Regions from separate parts of the Homo sapiens genome. Here region 1 is linked to region 2. The links are chromatin loops, found by intact Hi-C in ENCODE. Cell type or tissue: chondrocyte. All regions are shown on one strand. Links, peaks and the distances in the headings refer to the core of each region. The heading gives the core; the rest is flanking DNA. Region 1 has its middle 9.8 kb from the start of MIR4448. Region 2 overlaps LINC01839 (long intergenic non-protein coding RNA 1839).

Region 1 (11,876 bases), core at 2,251-10,250, 650 kb after region 2:
GGCAGTGATTTAAGCAGGAGTTTTTAAAAGATGCAGAAATATTCTTCAAGATGGCAGCTGCTTCTTATCTCAATTCCTTTTAAGAGATAAAATTCCTTTCATTCCTACAGTCAGCCAAAATAACACAGTTGAAGTTTATATAAATAATTATTTATTTTTAACCTCTATTCTTTTTTTTTTTTGAGATGGAGTCTTGCTCTGTCACCTAGGCTGGAGTGCAGTGGCTCAATCTTGGCTCACTGCAGCCTCTGCCTCCCAGGTTCAAGCTATTCTGCCTCAGTCTCCCGAGTAGCTGGGATGACAGGTGTGTGCCACCATGCCCGGCTAATTTTTGTATTTTTTAGTAGAGATAGGGTTTCACCATGTTGGCCAGGCTCGTCTAGAACTCCTGACCTCAAGTGATCTGCCTGCCTCAGCCTCCCAAAGTGCTGGGATTACAGGCATGAGCCACCGCGTCCGGCCAATATTTATTTATTTTTGAGACAGAGTCTTGCTCTGTCACCCAGGCTAGAGTGCATTGGCACGATCACGGCTCACCACAGCCTCTATCTCCCAGCTCAATCGATCTTCCCACCTCACCCTCCCGAGTAGCTAGGACTACAGGCATGAGCCCCCATGCCTGGCTAATTTTCGTTGTTTTTGTTGTTGTTGTTGCTTTGTTTTTTTGCAGAGATGCAGTTTCACCATGTTGCCCAGGTTGGTCTCGAGCATAGTTGAAGATGATAGCTCTCTGGTGATCCAGCTTGAGATAGCTTTCCGAGCAGATTTTTGACGTGAGCTGGACAATAACATGAGGACACCTGCTCTTTGCCCAGGCTTGCTGTGTGCTGAGGGCTTTGTGCCCACGGTGTCATTCGGTACAATGGTGCTCTGTATTGTTGACGGAGCCTTGCAGATCCTAGATGACAGATGTTGAATTACTTACCTATCTTACTGTGTAACAAATTACCCCAAAACTTAGTGGCTTAGAACAACAGCATTTATCATTTCACAGTTTCTGAGGGTTAGGAAAATGGGTGTGGCTCAGCTGGATGCCTCTGACTCAAGGTCTCTCATGAGGTTACCATCAAGTTGTTGTTGGGGCTACAGTGTCACCTGAAGACTCCCCTAGGGGAGGCTCCACTTCAAGCTCACTTACATGGAGGTCTTCAGGACCCGGTTGCTCATGAACTGTTGGCTGGAGACCTTCAGTTCCTTGACACATGGGCCTCTGCATAGGGTAGCTCAAAACATGGCAGCTGAACCCCATCAGAGAGAGCAAGCAAGAGGGCACCCAAAATAGAAGCAATGGTCTTTTTGTAACCTAATCTTAGATGTGATATCCCATTGCTTTTGCCATATTCTTTTTTTTTGAGACAGAATCTCGCTCTGTCACCCCAGGCTGGAGTGCAGTGGTGCAATCTCAGCTCAGTGCAGCCTCTGCCTCCTGGGCTCAAGCAATTCTCCTGCCTCAGCCTCCCGAGTAGCTGTGATTACAGGCATGTGCCACCATGCCTGGCTAATTTTTGTATATTTTAGTAGAGATGGAGTTTACCATGTTGGCCAGGCTGGTCTTGAACTCCTGACCTCGAGTGATTGGCCTGCCTCAGCCTACCAAGGTGCTGGGATTACGGGTGTGAGCCACCGCACCCGGCCGCTTTTGCCATATTCTATTTGTTGGGTTTGTTGTTGTTGTTGTTGTTGGTTTGAGACAGTGTCTCCCTCTGTTGCCTGGGTTGGAGTGAAGGGACACAATAATAGCTCACTGCAGCCTCAACCTCCCAGGCTTGGGTGATCCTCCCACCTCAGCTGCCTGAGTAGCTGGAACTACAGGCACCACATTGTGCCACCACAATGGGCTAATTTTTAAATTTTTGGTAGAGATGGGGTTTCACCATGTTGCCTAGGTTGGTCTCAAATTCCTGGGCTCAAGTGATCCTCCCACCTTGGCCTTCCAGAGTGCTGGGATTCCATGCATGAGCCACTGCGTCTGGCCCATTTTCTATTTGTTAGAAGTGAGTTACTAAATCCATCCTATCCTCAAGGGGAGGGGATTACACAAAGGTGTGTATCCTGGGAGTCAAGGCTAACTGGGGTAACTATCGGGGAATCTGTCCCGATAGTCACGTAGGTTCTTTTCTGTTTTTCCTAAGCGTCGGCCAGCTTGAGAAATAAAGGGACGAGTACAAAAGAGAGAAATTTTAAAGCTGGGCGTCTGGGGGAGACATCACGTGTCGGTGGGTTCCGTGATGCCCCACAAGCCGCAAAAACCAGCAAGTTTTTATTAGGGATTTTCAAAAGGGGAGGGAATGTGCAAATAGGTGTGGGTCACAGACATCAAGTACTTTACAAGGTAATGGAATATCACAAGGCAAGTGGAGGCAGGGCAAGATCACAGGACCACAGGACTGGGGCAAAATTAAAATTGCTAATGAAGTTTCGGGCACCATGGTCATTGATAACATCTTATCAGGAGACAGGGTTTTGAGAGCAACTGGTCTGACCAAAAATTTATTAGGCGGGAATTTCCTCTTCCTAATAAGCCTGGGAGTGCTATGGGAGACTGGGGTCTATTTCACCCCTATAGCCTCGACCATAAGAGACAGGCACACCTAGGGGGGCCGTTTATAGGCCTATACCCCCAGGCGCGTATTCTCTTTCCCAGGGATCTTCCTTGCTGAGAAAAAGAATTCAGTGATATTTCTCCCATTTGCTTTTGAAAGAAGAGAAATATGGCTCTGTTCCACCCGGCTCATCGGTGGTCAGAGTTTAAGGTTATCTCTCGTATTCCCTGAACAATTGCTGTTATCCTGTTCTTTTTTCAAGGTGCCCAGATTTCATATCATTTAAACAGACATGCTCTACAATTTGTGCAGTTAATGCAATTATCACAAGGTTCTGAGGCAACATACATCCTCCTCAGCTGACAGGATTAAGAGATTAAAGTAAAGACAGGCATAGGAAATCACAAGGGTATTGACTGGGGAAGTGATAAGTGTCCATGAAATCTTTACAATTTATGTTTAGAGATTGCAGTAAAGACAGGCATAAGAAATTATAAAAGTATTAATTTGGGGAACTAATAAATGTCCGTGAAATCTTCACAATCCAGGTTCTTCTGCCATGGCTTCAGCCAGTCCCTCCGTTCGGGGTCCCTGACTTCCCGCAACAGGTAACATACCAACATGTGTAGGTGGTGAGGTTGCCATTTTAATGAAAATGAAACAGAGCGACTCATCTTGGTGCCCTGGTGCAGGGTGATGCCTCTGTACATAGAGGTGGTGGCGGGAGCCCTGAGACTTTCCTCGGAAAGGAGCTTTGGCTCTGCCCCGAGTACTGCCCTGGAGTACAGTGGTGTGATCTCAGCTCACTGCAGCCTCCACCTCCGGGGCTCAAGCAATTCTCCCACCTCATCCTCCCAAGTAGCTGGTATTACAGGCACGTGCCACCACGTCCAGCTAATTTTTATTATTTTTATTTTTTTTTTAATTTGTAGTAAAGACGGGGTTTCACCAGGTTGGCCAGGCTGGTCTTGAACTCCTGCCTCTGCCTCTCAAAGTGCTGGGATTACAGGCATAAGCCGCCATGCCCAGCCCCATTATTAACTTATTATTAATTTGCCCAGACTTGAGGTTCCTTCCTCCACAGATTTTTTTCTTCACAGAAGCCCTATCCTTCGGACGCTTTGTTGCTGTTTCTTTTCCATAGATAGAGAAACTTCAGCATAGGCAGCTTAAGAAACTGCCCAAACACAGCTAGTAAGTGACTTAGCTGAGTTTCAAATGCATGTCCCTCTGACTCTAAAGTGTTTTCTTTTCCTACCATATGCCCTGCTGTTTGTATTTATACGAAAATGCCACTCTAGGTAAGTGAACCAATGTGTTCAATGGAGATGTTTTACACTGTCATTCTGTCCTTGGCAGAAATTGGCCAGCAAGTTTACAGGTTTGTCAAGAGTCTCTGGGAAAGTGGATAGGACCAGGGCATCAGGTCATCTTGCTGCTGGCGTGGCAGAAGGACCCAGGCCCAGGTTGTCTAGAAGCTGTGCCAACTTAAGTTAAAAAGAGGGGGCCAGGGTACTGCTCTGTGTTATGCCGTTTGGGATTAGAAATTTCCTTATTAAGAGCTCATTCCTGCCAATTTGATTCTAGGACTTGTTCTGTGATAAAGGCTCCAGGGGCCCATTAACGAGCTGAAATCAATATTGAGCTTTTACAACTTGGACGAGAGATGTCTGCTGAAAGTGGAATCAAAGCTTGACAGTAGATCATTAAATGTTACAGATATTCCTAAACTGTTCCTAACCATTTCATCAGCTGAGTGATCGTGACAACAGCAATAGTCCCTGATACGACGGTTGCACTTCCAGCCTGTCTCTCTTCTCAGACATTCTATTTGATTGCGAATTCCAAATTGCCATTTACTGGGCAGAAGCTGGCACAGCGACCCCAGGAGGTACCCAGCAGGTAGATGGTTCTACAGTCTGGGGAAGTGGAGGGCGGTTGTTGCGGGGGGCGGGGCGCTGTCCTTTTTGCATACTGGATAGGCTGTGCTCTGAACCTGTTCCATGAGCTGAGAACCTCCTTTGCAAGGAGGCCAGAACATCACCCAAAAAAGGACACAAATAATTCTGGAGGGAAAAGAGCATCTTGCTAGGAGCCTCCTCCTCTGAAGGTGATTAGTAAGAACCGTTGCAATGCAGAGGTTACTTAATCCCAGGTAGAGAAAATGGGGGAATTCCCATGACTAGAACTGGGAAATCTATAGCTCACTCAGGCAGCAGCAAGAACACAGGCCTCCCCAACACCTCTGCTTGAAGCTACAGAGTGAGCAAGTCTGGGTGCCCTATTGGTACACATGGCTAGGATGAGGCACCTTGCCTAAGCGTGCCGTACTGCAACAACGGCAAAAAAGAACAATTTCCCCTGAAAACAATTTCTGCATTCTGTTTTTTTTTTTGTTGTTGTTGTTTTGTTTTTTTAGATGGAATCTTGCTCTGTCGCCCAGGCTGGAATGCAGAGGCGTGATCTTGGCTCACTACAACCTTTGCCTGCCTCAGCCTCCCGAGTAGCTGAGACTATAGGCACTTGCCACCACGCCCGACTAATTTTTGTATTTTTAGTAGAGATGGGGTTTCACCGTGTTGGCCAGGCTGGTCTCAAACTCCTGACCTCAAGCGATCCGCCCTGATTGGCCTCCCAAAGTGCTGGGATTACAGGTGTGAGCCACTGCGACCAGCCAGCATCTGCTGCTCCATTTCTGCATTCTTTATTGGTTTCTGTTTAGAATGCAGGCTTCAAACTCGCTAAGCTTTTTTTTTTTTTTTTAATTTCAAGCTTTTTCTTTGGTCAGAATCAAGAATTCTGTAGTCAGCCCTCTGGTCTCTACAGGGATAGCTGGTTTAATTTTGTGGTATTTGGTAAATGAGCCCTGGGGTATGAGGCCTTCCCCGGAATCCCAGAGCTGAGTGTTCTAGGGCTGGGGACCATAACCGACCCCATCCTGGCTCCACTTTGGCCTCCTTATGCTGTTTCCGGTCAGCCCAGGGCCCACATGGTAAGGAGCAGATGTTACCCTGCTCCCATCTGCTTGGTCTGATTCTCTTTCTAATCACTCACTTCTCCTTTGAGATAGAGTGAGGGCTGAGGTGAGGGTGAGAGGGAAGATTTGGGTTTGGGTTTGGGGGAAGGTGAGGGTTGGGGTTAGGTTGAAGGTTAGAGTTGGGCTTATGGTTCATGTTTTCCTCTCCCCAACCCTAAAGAGTGAAGCTTGCTGTCTCCTCTCTGTCTTTCCATCACTCAGTTCCTCTTTCTCTGCTTGTTTGCCATTCCATTTCTCCTCGTTCTGTCTCTTCCTCTTAACACCCACGTGTGCACACATCCCCTGCCCCAGTGTGTATTGTCCTGGGCTGTCCTTGGCCCCTTCCAGACATGCCCCCAGCTGTTGGCCTTCTCTGTAGGAGGCAATGGCTTCATGTCCCTAGACGTGGCTGGGAGTCTTCAGGACAAAGCTGGGCAGTCCTTAGCCAGGAGGGTGTCCTGCTCAGCTCCTTCACTGATGTGAGCCTGGAGGAAGGGCAGCCTGAGGGCCGGCTGCTGAGTCTCCTCAAGGCCCCTGGACTACTCCCACCAACACACTGGGTATTCTCCAAGCTCACTGTGGCTCAGTGTCAGGGCTGGGTACTGGGTACCATCTGAGGCTCCCTGAGCCACACCAGCATCTCTCTGCAGGGCACCATCATCTTACCCAACCTGGCCTCTGTGCTCTATGACCCTGAGTGCTGGGAGACCCCTCGACAGTTCAACCCTGGCCACTTCTCGGACAAGGATGGAAACTTTGTGGCCAATGAGGCCTTCCTGCCATTCTCTGCAGGTACTAGGCACAGAGCTGGATCCTGGGTGGTGGGTGGGGCTGTGGTGGGACAGACACAGGGACAGCTGCCACCTCTGACTTTTCTCTCTGTTTCCAGGGCATCGTGTCTACCCAGCAGACCAGCTGGCTCAAATGGAGCTCTTCCTGATGTTTGCCACCCTCCTCAGGACCTTTCGGTTCCAACTGCCAGAAGGGAGCCCGGGGCTCAAGCTGGAGTACATCTTTGGCGGCACTTGGCAACCCCAGCCCCAGGAGATCTGCGCAGTGCCCCGCCTGAGCAGCCCCAGCCCTGGTCCTAGGGAGGATGGCCTGTAGCCACTGGGGGTCTGGAGGCCTGTCCCCCATGAAGTCCTTCCTCAGTCTCTTTTGGTTCCTGCAAAGTTAGAAAAGAGGAGGACCAGGGGTTCATGCAGCTCAGCTGCTCATGGTTGCCCCTAACACAAGCTCTGTGGGGTGACACTGGAGAATAGACTTAGCAAGGATTCTACAGAGGTAGCTCAGTTTGGGTAGTTCAATTCTTAAATTAGGTTAGTTATGCTTTGGCAGGCGAAGATTTTATAAGATTGGTTAAGTTTGGCATTAAATCAGTCCACAAAGTTAATATTGGGGAATCAAGCCTCACAAGGCAGCAGCTAACTAGGTTCAGAGGAAAAGGCAAACTTTCGAGCAAAACTATGAATATAATAATGCATGCAAATGCGAATACTCTAGATGCCGGGGACTGGTAAACCAAAAAAAAAAAAAAAAAAAAAAAAAGTGAAGCGGGGGCAGCTTATTTTCTGCCTTCTCCTGCCCTCTCCTGACCAGAAGGAAGAACTGCAGTTCTCTGCAGACCTGGGGCAGAGAAAGATCTCACCATCTCAATACAGCAAAGCCAGCAGACCATATAACTGTTTCCAGCAAATTCTTCACCAAAGACCCACTTTAGTTTCCACACAAGGGTCCCTAAATTTTGAATCCTTGCATCTCCAGACAAGCCTTGTTTATTAAAAAAGAATGACTTGTGGCTGGGCATGGTGGCTCACACCTGTAATCCCAGCACTTTGGGAGACCGAGGCAGGTGGATCACTTGAGGTCAGAAGTTCAAGACCAACCTGGCAAACATGGTGAAACCCCATCTCTACTAAAAATACAAAAATTACCCGGGCATGGTGGCAGGCACCTGTAATCCCAGCTACTCGGGAGGCTGAGGCAGGAGAATCGCTTGAACCCAGAAGGCAGAGGTTGCAGTGAGCCAAGATCGCACCACTGCTCTCCAGCCTGGGATCCAAGAGTGAAACTGTCTCAAAAACAAACAAACAAACAAACAAACAAACAAAAGCAAAAACAAAGAATGACTTGTGAGTTCCTGGAGGCAGAGGTTGCAGTGGGCGGAGATTATACCACTACAGTCCAACCTGGGTGACAGAGCGAGACTCTGTCTCAGAAAAAAAAAGACTGACTTGCATCAAGGAAATGCAAACTAAAATCAAATGAAATACCATTACATACCGATTAGAACTGCTAAAAAGAAAACCCTGACAATCCCAAGTACTGGAAAAGATGCGAAGCAAATGGAATTCTCATACCCTGCAGGTGGAAATGTAAAAAGGTACGACTACATTGGAAAACAGTTTGGCAATTTCTTGTAAAATTAAACATTACACCACACAACCCAGCAGTCCCAATCTTAGGTATTACCCAAAAGAAATGAAAATATATGTTCACACAAATGCATATCTATGAATTATATGATTCCATTTCTGTGATATTCTTAAAAAGGCAAACCTATAGGGACAGAAAATATTCCATAGATAAGTGGCTGCCAGGATTCGGGAGCAGGGTTATAGGTTGACTGTAAAAAGACATGAGGAAACTTTCTGGGGTAATAGAAATGTTCTGTATCTTGATTGTGGTGATGGTTACACAACTGTATGTGTTTGTCAAAACTCATACAACTGTACACTTAAATGAGTGTTATTGTATATAAGCCATGCCTCAATAAATCTGAGCTTTAAAAAGGAAATGCCTCGGGCCGGACACGTTGGCTCACGCCAGTAATCCTAGCATTTTGAGAGGCCAAGGCGGGCAGATCACCGGAGGTCAGGAGTTCAAGACCAGTCTGGCAAACATGGTGAAGCCCTGTCTACTAAAAATACAAAAAAGTTAACTGGGTATGGTGGCACGTGCCTGTAATCCCAGTTATTCTGAAGGCTGAGGCAGGAGGATCGCTTGAACCTGGGAGGCGGAGGTTGTAGTAAGCAGAGATTGCACCACTGCACTACAGCCTGGGAGACAGAATGAGACTCCATCTCAAAAAAAAAAAGGAAATGCCTTACCTCTCTCTTTTGTGTTATTTAAAGGACGTACATATGAATGAACCAATGTTTCTAATTAGTAGGAGATCAATCATTACTGCTACACCAGGCTGAAAGGAGTCTAACCAGAAATAAAACATGACGTATTGGCCAGGCTTAATGGCTTGCGCCTGTAATCCCAGCACTTTGGAAGGCTGAGGTGGGTGGATCACTTGAGGCCAGGAGTTCAAGATCAGCCTGGGCAACATGGTTAAACCCCCATCTCTACTAAAAATACAAAAATTAGCCGGGCGTGGTGGTGCACACCATAGTCTCAGCTACTTGGGTGACTGAGGCAGGAGAATCGCTTGAACCCAGGAGGCGAAGATTGCAGTGAGCAGAGATCGCGCCACTGCACTTCAGCCTGGCTGACAGAGTAAGACCCTGTCTCATAACAAAACCTAACAAAAAACAAAAACCATGATGTGTGAATTAGCCTCTGGCCTTTCTTCAGGCTTTGTGAAATCCTGGAGCTTTCTCATAGATATCTTATTTTCTGTGCGGTGCCATATCCAGGGCCTCGGGAGTCCAGACTGGGAAGCACTAGGCAAGTGGGGTCCCAGAGAGCAGGAGACAGCCTGGGGTTCTCGGCCCTGGGAGGTCCCACCCTGAGCTGGCAGCTCTCTGTGATCCAGGCAGGATCTGGGGCAGAGAAAACAAAGCCAGGCTCTAATTCACCTGCTTCCTACCTCACTTTCCTAACCCTTTCTCTGTTAGAGCCCCTGTCTGGAGCTTGCAGCCCCTTCTAACACTCATCCTCTCCACCATCCAGCCTCCTGTCTTTGATCCTGTCCAGCCCTCTGCGTGTTATTCCATTGAAAGGCCAACTCCTCCAGGAAGCTTTCCCTCACCTGGACTTTGGCCTTGGTTGAAATCCCAGTTTTGCTCTCAATAACCCAGTCCTTGTGTGCTTCGGTCTCCTCATATGACAAATGGAGGCTTCCTTTAGGATTGTCGGGAGTGACAATGCCCAGCACAGGGCCTGGCGGGTGATGAATGCTCTGTTTATGTTGGCAGGGCTCTCCTTCCCCTAGACAGCATCCAAAAGTACTCGCACCTTTGTTTTTAGCTCTAAAATGATGACGCTGCAGGGAGCCCTTCCCCTGTGGATAGGCTTCCCTTTCAGCTTCCATATCCTCATGACGATATGACAATAGCTGCCATGTGTTGATTGCCAACCGTGTGCTAGGAAGTGCACTGGGCACCTAACATAGACGAAGCCATTTAAATACCAAAGTGACAAGGTAGATACAATTATCTGAATTAATTAATTAATTTTTGAGATGGAGTCTCACTCTGTCACCCAGGCTGGAGTTCAGTGATCTTGGCTCACTGCAACCCCCACCTCCCGGGTTCAAGCAGTTCTCCTGCCTCAGCTTCCCGGATAGCTGGGATTATAGGCACGCGCCACCACGCCTGGTTAATTTTTGTATTTTTAGTAGAGACAGGGTTTCACCATGTTGACCAGGCTGGTTTCAAACTCCTGACCTCAGGTGATCTGCCCATCTTCGCCTCCCAAAGTGCTGGGATCACAGGTGTGAGCCACCGGGCCAGCCTGAATTTACAGGAATAAAAGTCAGAAGCTAGCCGGTGAATTAGTTAGAAAGTATCAGAATATCAATAAGCCTCAGTTCCCTCATCTGCAAAGTGGAGATAACAATGCTAACTCATTTGATTGATATTAACATTAAATATAATAATGCGGCCAGGCGCAGTGGCTCACGCCTGTAATCCCAGCACTTTGGGAGGCTGAGGCGGGTGGATTGCCTGAGGTTAGGAGTCCGAGACCAGCCTGGCTAACATGGTGAAGCCCTGTCTCTACTAAAAATACAAAAATTAGCTGGGTGTGGTGGCGCACGCCTGTAGTTCCAGCTACTTGAGAGGCTGAGGCAGGAGAATCGCTTGAACCCGGGAGGCGGAGGTTGCAGTGAGCTGAGATCATGCCACCACACTCTAGCCTGGGTGACAGAACAAGACTCCGTCTCAAAAAAAAAAAATATATATATATATACACACACACACACGTATATATACATATATATACACGTATATATATGTATATGTGTATATATAGTGTATATATGTATATGTGTATATATGTATATGTGTATATATGTATATATACGTGTATATGTGTATATATGTATATATATGTGTATATGTATATATACACGTATATATGTATATATATACGTGTATATATATGTATAATAATGCAGCCGGGTGTGGTGACTCATGCCTATAATCCCAGTACTTTGGGAGGCCAAGGCGGGCAGATCACTTGAGGTCAGGAGTTCGAGACCAGCCTGGCCAAATATGGTGAAACCTTGTCTCTACTAAAAATACAAAAATTAGCCGGACTTAGTGGCGGGCACCTGTAATCCCAGCTACTCGGGAGGCTGAGGCACAAGAATTGCTTGAATCGAGGAGGCGGAGGTTGCAGTGAGCAGAGATGGCACCACTGCACTCTAGCCTGGGCAATATAGCGAGACTATCTCAAAAAAAATAAATAAATAAAAATAAATTTAAAAATATAATAATGCATGAAGAATACCTAGCACAGTCCCTGGTACATGCTAAGTGCCTAATAAATTGCAACTACTAATAATAATCAATAAATATTCCTTCGCCTGGTTCATGGTCAGCACACCTTACCCAGTCCTTCCCTTTGTCAGCTGACTGAGCCCTGGCTGTCCCCTGAGGATGCTCCTGCAGCCTCTGAATGGAGGGTGCTTGTTTCCTGTGCCAGTTCAGGTTCTGATCAGAAAGGGCACGCTCACTCACTCAAATGGAGCAATGAGGAGAGTTTCAGAACAGAGAACACAGAAGCCAATGCATGTGGCTCAAGAAGGGAGGGACTGGGAAGAATAAGTGCTCTAAACTCATTTTTCCCTTATGCTCCGATCTCTTGTTTGTGGCTGTAATTGGCTGAGCCCAGCTAGGAGCCAGAGAGCAAGAGAGCCCATTGATGTAGTCCATAAAGGTCAGCCTCCTGGCCGGGCGCGGTGGCTCACACCTGTAATCCCAGCACTTTGGGAGGCCGAGGCGAGTGGATCACCTGAGGTCAGGAGTTGAAGACCAGCCTGACCAATATGGTGAAACCCTGCCTCTACTAAAAATACAAAAATTAGGCCAGGCACAGTGGCTCACGCCTATAATCCCAACACTTTGGGAGGCTGAGGCAGGCGG
Region 2 (11,876 bases), core at 2,525-10,524:
ACCGTGGAGCTGCCTTCATTTCCAGAGCTGCAATGTTGCCAGTTGGATTGCTGGTGACCATCTTCCCTAACATGGAGAACATTCATCTACAGTAACAGAAAAGAAAAGAAACAGAGAAGAATTCAGGGACAAAAAGAGATGAGACAATATCATCTGAATTCCTCCATCCAGTCTGCTTCTGGGCCCAACCACCTCCAGGTGAAAGACTGACTCCGTTCTTTATTTCACAAGCTTTTACTGAGCTCCCAGTGCAGGAAGGAGAATGCAGAAGAGTAAGGTAGTGTCACTGTCCTTGGGGGAGTGATTGTGCTGTGACAGACATATGTACATGTGCATGGATGCAGATACACATATGCACACACTCATGGGGGTAACACATGGGGCACAAAAGCAAAAGTGTGCAACTCTCATCTGGGCAAACATCTGGGAGGCGGTGGCTCCACAAAGACTTCATGGAGTTGGTGGCCCCAGAGGAGTCTTGAAGCTCCATTGGCAAGAGCAATCCTCAATGGGCCTGCCCTTCCAAGTAAGAGCCTAGGTTTCCAAAGCTGCTTAGTTGGAAATCCTTTGTGGACCTGTTGCTAAGAATAAGCCCTTGTCACATGAGCACACTGCTGAGCTGAAGGCCTTCTCTCAGAGGTGGCACAATACTGGAAGGGAACCATCGAATGCGGATGCCCTGAGCTGTCACCCCCACAGATTCCCATTGTGTCCCATCATTTCCTCCGGAAGTTTCAATGTTGGAAGGCCGACCTGACCTACCTCTTCAGGTTGAACAAATGGCCCAATTATCTGTGTACGATCTCAGATTGTCTTGAGCTGAATGGATGGGAATGGGGGGGCGGCTGTCTTGAAAAGAAAATGCCAGAGGGAGTCCAGCCATCCGCAAGCTGTTAGCTGGAGCCGATTGCCCACAAAGGATCCCTTTGTTATTCCAGGAGGTGTTGTCACAAGAGCTTGGCCACAGCTCTCGAAGCACATCCAGGAACAGTTCTAGTGAGAGCGTTGGCAGGGAGCTCTGTCTGGTGGCCTGGAACAGATTCTAATCTTGAGGAGACTGGGAGGGGTAACACCCGCCAACCTGCTTAGCACCACCTGCCCGGGAGCTGGCCGTCCCATGGGCAGTGACCAGGGAGCATGGCCAGCACTCCGCAGTGATGGGGCCAGAGCTTCTCAAGGAAAGGGCTTGTGAGTTTCTGGCTAGCTTCTTCTCTGAAAGCTTCCAGGGGCTCCTGCTTCCATCTTAAACAACTGTGGGACAATAGCAGAAACAATGGCAAGTGTTCCCCTGTGGTTTGTATAACAGGCTCTCCATCATTCAGTCTTCCCCACGTTGGCCACAGCAGAGTATCTGTGGATAGGAAATTGATGTGAATTCCCACCCTCCTACAGTAGGTGGCCATATAAATTATCTTTCAAGCCTGAACACCTTGAAGAGTCAAAGGTGGTGCTATTAATAATTACACTGGGACAACTGGCCTGAATTGGGACCACCTTGGGCAAATCTAGGAGTTTGGGCTCCCTACTTAGTCCTTTAAACAAAAGGTCAAGACGAAAGGATGATGCCTTGAGGCAGATTGTTGGTGGAGATGGCCAAGAAACCTTTCCAAAGGCCTCTTTTGCTTCATGTCTTTCACTCCATGTTTTGCAACAGGATGTTCTGAATCAATATTGGCTCAGCTTTGCCTCAGTGACCTCCATCCAGGCTTTGCCGAGGATGTCACAGCCAAGAACATGGTCTAGCTGTAGTTCTCTGTGCAACTATTCTCCCAAAAGGTTGTTAGGGACTGTATAAAGAATATAGGCTTGTGGCTGGGTGCAGTGGCTCATGCCTGTAATCCCAGCACTTTGGGAGGCCGAGGCAGACGGATCACCTGAGATCAGGAGTTTGAGACCGGCCTGGCCAACATGGTGAAATCCCATCTCTACTAAAAAAAAAAAAATACAAAAATTAGCAGGGCATGGTGGCGGGCACCTGTAATCCCAGCTACTCTGGAGGCTGAGGCAGGAGAATTGTTTGAACCCAGGAGACAGAGGTTGCAGTGAGCCGAGACCGTACCACTGCACTCCAGCCTGGGAGACAGAGCAAGACTCTGTCTCAAAAAAAAAAAAAAAAAAGAATGTAGGCTTGTACATGTGAAATGTGGCTATACTAAGTGTGAGTGAGGGCACAGAGCAACAGAAACTGGCACACGCTGGCATGAGGGTAACCTGCATGACAGACGGGAAAAGCACCATACCCTCAGCCCAGTAACCACCCCGGGTGTACACCCTTGGGAAAGTCTCACACATGTGCAGGATATCAGAACAAAAATCGTTGTAGCAGCATTATCTATAACAGTAAAAAACGGGAAGCAAGGCCGGACGCGGTGGCTCATGCCTGTAATCCCAGCACTTTGGGAGGCCGAGGCGGGCGGATCACGAGGTCAGGAGATCGAGACCATCCTGGCCAACACGGTGAAACCCCGTCTCTACTGAAAATACAAAAAATTAGCCGGACGCGGTGGCGGGCGCCTGTAGTCCCAGCTACTTGGGAGGCTGAGGCAGGAGAATGGCGTGAACCCCAGAGGCGGAGCTTGCAGTGAGCCGAGATTGCACCACTGCACCCCAGCCTGGGAGAGAGCAAGACTCTGTCTCAAAAAAAAAAAACGGGAAACAACCTGAAACTTCATCAGCAGAGTCATGGATTTTGAAAAGCAGTAACAATACACAAATTAGAGATATATGTATTCACATGGATAAACGTCACAGACAATTTTAAGAGACAAAAACAAGATGCAGGAGGAGGATTTCTTTCCCATGATGCTGTCTCTACAAGGCTGAAAAACATGCCATCAGATGCAACGTACTGGGTATGGAATCTTGCATGTATGGCAAAGGTATATAGACATAGATGAAAATGATCAACACAAATTCAGGACAGTGGTTGGAGGGGAGAGAGGTGAAGAGGATCAGGGGGGAATACAGACAGCTATACTCTAATAATTTCCTTTTCCTTTTTTCTTTTTTTTTTTTTTTGAGATGGAGTTTTGTTCTTGTTGCCCAGGCTGGAGTGCAATGGCGCAATCTCGGCTCACTGCAACCTTCACCTCCCAGGTTCAAGCGATTCTCTTGCCTCAGCCTCCCCAGTAGCTGGGATTACAGGCATGCACCACCACGCCTAGCTAATTTTTTGTATTTTTAGTAGAGACAGGGTTTCATCATGGCCGGCTGGTCTTGAACTCCTGACCTCAGGTGATCCGCCCACCTTGGCCTCCCAGAGTGCTGGGATTACAGGCATGAGCCACAGTGCCCGGCCAATAGTTTCCTTTTTCACTTGGGCAGTGGATATGCAAGACTCATTCCAGGCTTTTGTATGAGCTAGGTCTGCATTCTAGTTCCAGTCCAGTCCTTCATTTCACATGGCCTTAGATAGACTATGTAACCGTTTCCTTCTCTGTAATGGGGGTACTCAGTTCCCATTTCATAGGGTGGCTGTAAAAATCCTTTCATGTTTTGTAAGGATTTATTTTGTTGCCTACATAAAGGTGTGATCTTGGCTCCTTCTGCAATAAACCCTGACAGCAGGTGCTCCGCAAAGGAAGACGACTGAGCGGGTGCCACAGCTGTACTGGTGGCCTGGTGTACTGGGGTGCAGCTAGGCCTGGTGTGACGTGACCATTTGCAAAGACACCCCCAGCCCCGCCCTGGTGTTTTATGGCCAGGTGCACTGCTCAAACTATTTCTCCTTGTTTCCCTTTCTCTCACTCCCTCCTTCTTTTTTCTCCTGCTCATTCACAGGACTAGAGAGGCAGATCCATGGCCACCAAGCTGTTAAGCGGCAAAACTGGGGATTCGAATCCTGGTGTCTCAGAGATGAAGCACTTCCCAACTAAGCCAGGGGCCCATGACTGTAGTCACCTAACTACCTGGGAATCTTTAAGAAACACCAAAGCCGCCGGGCGCGGTGGCTCACGCCTGTAATCCCAGCACTTTGGGAGGCCAAGGCAGGCAGATCACGAGGTCAGGAGATCGAGACCATGCTGGCTAACACGGTGAAACCCGTCTCTACTAAAAATACAAAAAATTAGCCAGGCGTGGTGGCGGGCGCCTGTAGTCTCAGCTACTCAGGAGGCTGAGGCAGGAGAATGGCGTGAACCCAGGAGGCGGACGGAGCTTGCTGTGAGCCGAGATTGTGCCACTGCACTCCAGCCTGGGGAACAGAGCGAGACTCTGTCTCAAAACAAAAAACAAACAAACAAACAACAACAACAACAAAAAACAAAGAAAAAAGAAACCCCAAAGCCTGGGCCCTGCCCTCACAATCTCTGGATACTCTGACCCCGTGGGTGTGGGAGTTTTCAGACCTCCCTGGGTAATGCTGATGCCCAGCCAGGGCTGAGCTCTCCTACACTCCAGTTCCTGCATGCTCTGCCCTTTGCAATACCCCGTTGTCCTCGTGGCGCTCCTGCTATGAATGAGCCAGCTCCCTCTAGTCTGTGAACTTCCTGACAGCAGAGTTCACGTTTTTCATCTTTATGTCCCCAACATGCAGCACAATCTCTGGCACACTTTTGGAAGAGTGCTTAGAACTCTGCAAGAGAGAGGAACTGAGACTGAGATGAGGAAGTTTCGGGGAGGCAGACAGACTTGGCCTGCCCAATACATGAAGTGTTGACCGAAAGGAAGGGCTGCCCACCATGTATTGAGCTCCCCACTGGAAGAAGTAATCAAGAAGAAGCAGAAGCTGATGCTTCCTAAGGGACTACTGCCTATGTTCAGATTCTATTTGTTTCTCTCCACCATCACCAAAGTGAGCATTTCCACCTCACAGTTCTTATTCCTAGAGGCACAGAGTCTCCTACAGGAAAGCAACAGGGAAATCTACTTCAGCCTCCAGCCAACCCTGTGCAGAAATCCCCTCAGCTGCAGCTCCATCCTCTCTGTAGTGGGGACCTTATTCCACATCGCGAAGTCAGCTTGGACAGCTCTGATGACTAGAAAATTCCTCCTTTCTTGGGTCAAGGTTCATGCTCTGCAACTCCTGTCATTTGGCCCTGGTTCTGCCCTCTGGAGTGGCATCATTCCTTCATCCCACTCATAGGGTTGCATAGGCTGCAGAAAGGACTTTGGATTTTATGTCAAGTGAAATGGGGGCCACATGAAGTATCATTAAACCAGGGGGCAGGGATGGCAACGTGATTTGATTTCTGATTTCAAAAGAACACTGTGGGCCAGGTGCGGTGGCTCCTACCTGTAATCCCAGCACTTTGAGAGGCTGAGGCGGGTGGATCACCTGAGGTCAGGTGTTCGAGACCAGCTTGGCCAACATGGTGAAACACCGTCTCTACTAAATACAAAAAATTATCTGGGTGTGGTGGCGGGCACCTGTAATCCCAGCTACTTGGGAGGCTGAGGCAGGAGAATCGCTTGAACCCAGGAGGCGGGGGTTGCAGTGAGCTGAGATTGCACCATTGCACTTCAGCCTGGGCAACAAGAGCAAGACTCTGTCTCAAAAAAGGAAAAAGAAAAGAAAAGAAACCCACTGTGTTACTGTGTGGAATCTGGATTACAGGGGAGTAACAGGAGAACCCAGCCGATGGGTTGGGAAGCTCCTGGAATCATTCAAACAAGAGATGATGGTAGCTTGGGCAGTGGTGCTAGCAGGGAAGATGGATTTGGGATGTGTTTTGGGTACAGAGCCAGCAAGACTTGCTGATGGATTGGATGTGCATATGCTAGTATTTGCCTAGTATAAGAGAATCTTGGCCTTATGTGTCATCTTTATTAACAAGAAATAGCTAAATTTAAAATATTCGTATTTTCGTATGCAGAGGATGGATAATTTAATCTATTCATGATTACTGAGATCGCTTTTGTTTTGATTTCTATCTCTGCGTTGTTGTTGCTTTTCTGGTTGTTATCTTTATTCTCATTCCTGATTTTCTAGATTTATTGTCTTGTTTCTTATCTCTTCCCCTATTTTCTTTTCCCCTTTTAAACAAGTTACTTGTAACATATCTGACATACAAGCATTCATGTCTTTCTTCCCTTTCTACATGGATAATAAGGGAATCTGTGGAGGCATTTCTGCCTGAAAAGAAGAGAAAGCAGAGGAGGAGGAGGAAGGGGAGAGGAGGAGGAGGGGGAGGAGGAAGAGAAGCAGAGGAGGAGGAGGAAGGGGAGAGGAGGAGGAGGGGGGAGGAGGAGGAGAGGGAGGAGGGGGGAACAGGAGGAGTAGGAGGAAGAGGAGTAGGAGGGGGAGGAGCAGGAGGGGGAGAAGGAGGAGGAGAAGGAGGAGGAGGGGGAGGAGGAGGAGTAGGAGGGGGAGGAGGAGGAGGGGGAGAAGGAGGAGGAGGGGAGGAGGAGTAGGAGGGGGAGGAGGAGGAGTAGGAGGGGGAGGAGTAGGAGGGGGAGAAGGAGGAGGAGGAGGGGGAGGAGGGGGAGGAGGAGGAGGGGGAGGAGGAGGAGGAGGGGGAGGAGGAAGAGGAGGAGGAGATGCTTCCTAAGGGGTCGCTGCCTATATTCAGGTTCCATTGGTTTCTCTCCACCATCACTGAAATGGGCATTTCCACCTCACAGTTCTTATTGCTAGAGGTACAGGAATAACTGTACCTCCGGACTCCCAACATCAGTCTCCTCCCCAGCCTGACCCCAGCCTCACCCTCACACAGCCTCAGCTCCCACTGAGCCCCACTCTCTGCAAGGCGGAGGGCTGACCAAAAGCGAAGAAGGCCAGGCGGTTGGATTCTCAGGGCCGGCTTACCTGTCAAGGACAAGCGGAACCTCAAACCTAGAGAAGTTCAGAGAAAATCCACCAGAGGGCACTGCAGCACTGCCCTGGAAAGAACATCCCGCGACCGCTTTTTCCCAATTAGCAAAGCACTACCGTATTGAGCACCCGTTAGCACAAAGCCCTGGGCGAGAGGCTGAGATGCAAAGATCAGGGCACAGGTGCTGCCCACTGCCACGTCGCGGGGGTGGGGGGGTGCTCAGAGCCCCTGGAGAGGGGTGAGAAGGTGGCACCCAGGCAGGGTGCCCTGCTTCTGGGGACTTTAATTATAGGACACACGCATACGTACAACCACACAACACATACATACACCAAGTAGACAACACACATATGAGCAACACCCACACTCACACCACACAAACAACACACACACACACACATACACACACCACACAAGCCACATACACACACCCTGCAGCCCTGGGCACCTGTGAGGGGCCAGCTGTGGGCAGACCCTGGGCCACAGAGGAGGTAGGGTAGAGACTCTGAGGAGAATGTGGAGCAGAGCATCGGTGAGTTTATAGCTTGAGAAAACAACCCCCATGGCCCCCAGACAATCCACACATCATTAGAGTTGCTGTAAAATAGCCCTATTAAAACGCACACATGTTAACCACATGCTACCCAAGGGTTATATGAACTCATCGATACCCACTCGCACATTAGCACAGATTTGCTGGGCGCTGAGGTTGGGGTGGGGAATCTTTTGCCAGAGGGTCACAGGGGAGGAGAATGCTAGCCAGCGTTTAAGGAGTGCTGATTGGGTGCAGACACTGTGCTGGTGGGGAGGGGTGCTTTCCTTCTCTTAATGCTCACAGACCACTGTGCTGTGGGCTAAAATATTATCCCCATTTGGGGCTGGGCATGGTGGCTCATGCCTGTAATACCAGCACTTTGGGAGGCCAAGGTGGGCAGATCACGAGGTCAGGAGTTCAAGACCAGCCTGACCAACGTGGTGAAACCCCGTTTCTACCAAAAATACAAAAATTAGCCAGGTGTGGTGGTGCGCGCCTGTAATTGCAGTTTCTTGGGAGGCTGAGGCAGGAGAATCGCTTGAACCTGGGAGGCGGAGGTTACAGTGAGCTGAGATCACATCACTACACTCCAGCCTGGGTGACAGAGTGAGACTCCATCTCCAAAAAAAAAAAAAAAAAAAAAAAAATTATCCCCATTTTACAGAGGAGGACACCAAGGCTCAGAGAAGTGAAGTGGCTTGCCCAGGATCACATAGCTAGTAGGTGGAGGAGCTGGGATTCTAACTCTGCCCCGAAGGAACTCACAGTTAGTTGGGGCAATGTATACAGAAAAAGACCCTAAACGACACAAGAGCATCTAACAAAGAGCAACTTCATTTTCTTTCTTCCTCCCCTTTCTTTCTCTTCTCCCTTTCTTTCCCTCCCTCCCTCCTTCCCTTCCTTCCTTCCTTCTTTCCTTCCTTCCTTCCCTTCTCTCTCTCCCCTCTCTGTCTCTCTCTCTCCCCCCTCCCCCCTTCTCCCATCTGTTTCTCTCTCTTTCTACCTCTCTCTCTCTCCCCTTGCCCTGTCTGTCTGTCTCTCTCGTCTGTCTCTCTCTCTCTCCCCGCCCCCCCCCCCCCCACCTCTGTCTCTCTCCCTCTCTCTCTCTTTCTCTCCTTCCAGGACTTAACATGCCCCATTTGCATTCACAAGAGCTTCCCCTGAGAAGGAAGTGGCAGCCCCTGCTCAGGCTGCCCTACCCTAATGACTCCAGGTAGCCTTGTGTCATCTACAGATGCAGCCTGTCGCCTGAAACCTCTGGCCCAGCAGATATTATGGTGCTGAAAGATCAATGGCGGGGAAAGACGCCTGTGGCGATTGTGCAGGCTCGGGTGGGAGACTCACAGCGAGCCCTCTGAGATCTCTAGCAAGGCCATGCCAGCTGCAGCGAGGACTACATGCCAAAAAATAAATTAAATAAAATAAGAAACTGCCACGGAGGACCAAGTGACTGTGCAACCAGAACTGCCCATTGTGAGCTGGGTCTCGTCGGTCCCATTGTGAGCTGGGTCTCGTCGTCCTCCCAAGCTGTAAGGCCAAGCAGGCTCAGCAGCAGCCCGTTGTAAGATGGAGGTGCGTCCTCCAGGATTGAAGTGAGTGGACAGCAAGCCGCAGGGCCCCCACCCCAGCTCATGCCCATGATTCTATGGGTTCCTGTCCAACCAGCCAAAGCGGGGAGGAAAAGCCTGAACTTGGGGTACAGATGGGTCAGCTCCACATGTATGTGCAAACTAAAAATGATGGCAGCCTCACTCAGGGGTGGATTGGAAAAAATTATTGGAAATCATTTTGGAATTTTCCAATAGTTTTGGAATTATTTTGGAATAATTTTCCAATAATTTTGGAAACTATTTCTCCAAAATTATTGGAGAAAATCCTCCAATAAATAGGCGGAGTTTCAGATGGTGCAGCTAATCATCCCCTTTGTGTGGAAAGAGAAGGGTCCCAAAGTTAAGATATGTACAACTCATGGGTAGTGGCTGATGGCTCAGCTGAGTGGTTGGAGGCTGGGACCTGAAGGAAAAAGGCTGGAAGATGAGGAGCAGCAGGTCTGGGCTGGAGGATGTGTCTGGACATTTGGGAGTGGGCCCAAGTGTGAAGGTCTTTGTAGCGCATGTTCACAGCTGCCAGAGAGCATCCACTGCGGACAGGCACTGAACAACCAACTAGACAAAATGACCTGGTCAACCTCCATCAGCCTTCCTTTGCCATTGGACAGCCCATTGCCGGCATGATGGGCACAGTGGCCACGGTGCAGAGATGGAGGCTACTCGAGACCCAGCAGCTTGATTCCTCCTCACCAAGCCCCATCTAGGTGGATCTAGATACTTCCCTTAAATTCCAACCTGCTCGGATGCCAGTGAAGACAGGGCGCCTTGTAAGAGTCACCAGCAGGGGGCGGTGGCAGAACAGGTACAACCTTTGGCAGCAAAGGACTCACCTGTGGAGAAACTCCAGCGGAGGGAGGACGCATGTTTCCCTTTTCCTTGTTACAGAGTAGAGCCATGGAAACTTCAGGAACTGGGGAGAATCCCAGTTCTACCCAGGGTGGGCCAAGTAAAGAAGGCTCTTGATACGTTCAAGAGTAGGTTAAAAAGCTTGACTAATGCTGAACTGAGGGGCTAGAGGAAAAGGTGATTTCTATTTTCTTTTTTATTTAAAAACCCATTATATTGTATTAGAGTTTTAAGGTCTTTCTTTCTTTCTCTTTCTTCTTTCTTTCTTTCTTTCTCTCTCTCTTTCTCTTTCTTTCTTCTTTCTTTCTTTCTTTTTCTTTCTTTCCTTTTAGACGGAGTTTTGCTCTTTTTGCCCAGGCTGGAGTGCAATGGCGCAATCTCGGCTCACTGCAACCTCTACCTCCCTGGTTCAAGCAATTCTCCTGCCTCAGCCTCCCAAGTAGCTGAGATTACCGGCGCCTGCCACCATGCCCAGCTAATTTTGTAGTTTTAGTGAGACAGGGTTTCACCATGTTGGCCAGGCTGGTCTCGAACTCCTGACCTCAGGTGATCCACCTGCCTCGGCCTCCCAAAGTGCTGGGATTACAGGTGTGAGTCACCGCGCCTGGCCAGGGTTTCAAGGTTTTCAAAGCACCCTCAGGTAGTTTTTTTGTTTTTTTGTTTTTTTTTTTTTTTTGTAGTGAAGCTGCAAAACAATCTTGAGAAGTGGATATTATCATCCTCAAGAAAATACAGGCTCAGACACGTTAGCCAACTTGTTTCAGGTCACAGCTGGACAGAGAGGCTGGACCTGAACCCGGGCCCTTCCAAGTCAAATGACTTGGATTCAGACTCAATTTTGCCACCGCTGGATTTTTGGTCCTAAGAGAGAGCCTCGGCTTTCTCTGGACCTTGGTTTCCCTCCCACTGAGGGAGAACAGCAACCTTAGTCATCAGTCCTTAAGCTTTGGCCTTACCACACCTGTGCAACCGGTGGGGGCGCTGGAGCCTGCTGGTACCAGGCTGCCCCAGAGCCCCTTGTTGAACGTTCACAGCACCCCACTGCGTGCAGGCCAAGGTGGAAAATGGTTGACATACTTTTGAACCAAGAAATAGATGTATCGTGTACAAAATTTAAAAAAACAAATGTCCCTCCCTGTCTTGCCCGTGGTAAGCCTTTCCCCTCCCAGGAGGCCACTGCTGTTACCAGTTGTCTTGTGTGATCCGTGTTCATATCAAACAGCGAGCTCTGCTGGGCCAGGCGGTTCCCCTGCGGCCACAGGCGTCCCAGGATGTGCCAGGTTCAGGTTCAGCTGCCATGAAGCACTTCTCTATGGTAGGCTCTTACACCGATATTGCCACTATTTTTTTTTTTCTCTTTTGAGACAGAGATTCGCTCTTGTTGCCCAGGCTGGAGTGCAATGGCACAATCTTGGCTCACCGCAAACTCCGCCTCCCAGGTTCGAGCGATTCTCCTGCCTCAGCCTCCTGAGTAGCTGGGATTACAGGCATGCGCCACCACACCCAGCTAATTTTGTATTTTTAGTAGAGACGGGGTTTCTCCATGTTGGTCAGGCTGGTTTCGAACTCCCGACCTCAGGTGATCCACCCACCTCGGCCTCCCAAAGTGCCGGGATTACAGGCGTGAGCCACCTCGCCTGGCCCTGCCTCTTTTAATTCTAAACAAAAACACAAAACCTGTAAGGTAGCATTAAGACTCCTAGTTTGGCTAAAGTCACCCAATAAGACAATGATTCCACCTGGGCCCAGCTCTAGGTCCTGTAACGCCTTTGCCTGAACCACTGCTCCAAAGCCACCTGCAAAATCAGCCTATGCATGCCCCCACATCTCCCACCCACAAGCAGCAGCGGCACTGCTGGAGCCACCACAGCTCTTGAGTTTGCCAGTTGTTAGTTCTCGTTATGTGCTGCGTGTGTGCATGTGCTGTGTGTGTGTGTGAGCCAGCGTGCACCTGCACGTCTTTCTATGGAGACTGTGAGCTCCCTGAGGGAGGCAGCCTGTGATGCCTGCTGCCAACCTCCCTGCGCCAAGAGCTAAGGTGCCAATGACTCCTCAGTGACAAGTGGAGGGAGGCTCGTGTGGCTGGAACCAAGGCCCCCTTCCACAGCACCTCCACCTCACGGCACACTCTGG

What was found. Hi-C counts contacts between places; a loop is a spot of excess contacts. Peaks named below come from ENCODE experiments on the same cell type or tissue, not always from the same donor. Only the 100,000 strongest peaks of a DNase experiment are listed, where the experiment ranks them.
Region 1: a loop joins it to region 2, with 13 times the contacts of the local background. A loop is called at or near these places in 26 of 110 quality-filtered maps.

What each region holds. Positions count from the first base shown.
Region 1 is chr3:183,890,690-183,902,565 of GRCh38, reverse strand. It overlaps the pseudogene CYP2AB1P. Among named protein-coding and RNA genes, the nearest start is that of MIR4448, 9.8 kb to the right of the region's middle. In chondrocyte, for the core only: CTCF peaks have their summits at 6,925 and 7,154 (motif pointing left); no DNase peak of the experiment used is centred there.
Region 2 is chr3:184,539,082-184,550,957 of GRCh38, reverse strand. It overlaps LINC01839 (long intergenic non-protein coding RNA 1839), which reads right to left. Exons shown (of 8, transcript XR_924788.3): 7 at 763-1,351; 8 at 1-86. LINC01840 (long intergenic non-protein coding RNA 1840) reads left to right here. Exons shown (of 2, transcript NR_046593.1): 2 at 3,781-4,244. Among named protein-coding and RNA genes, the nearest start is that of LINC01840, 12 kb to the left of the region's middle. In chondrocyte, for the core only: CTCF peaks have their summits at 5,744, 6,808 (motif pointing right), 9,478 and 9,683 (motif pointing right); no DNase peak of the experiment used is centred there.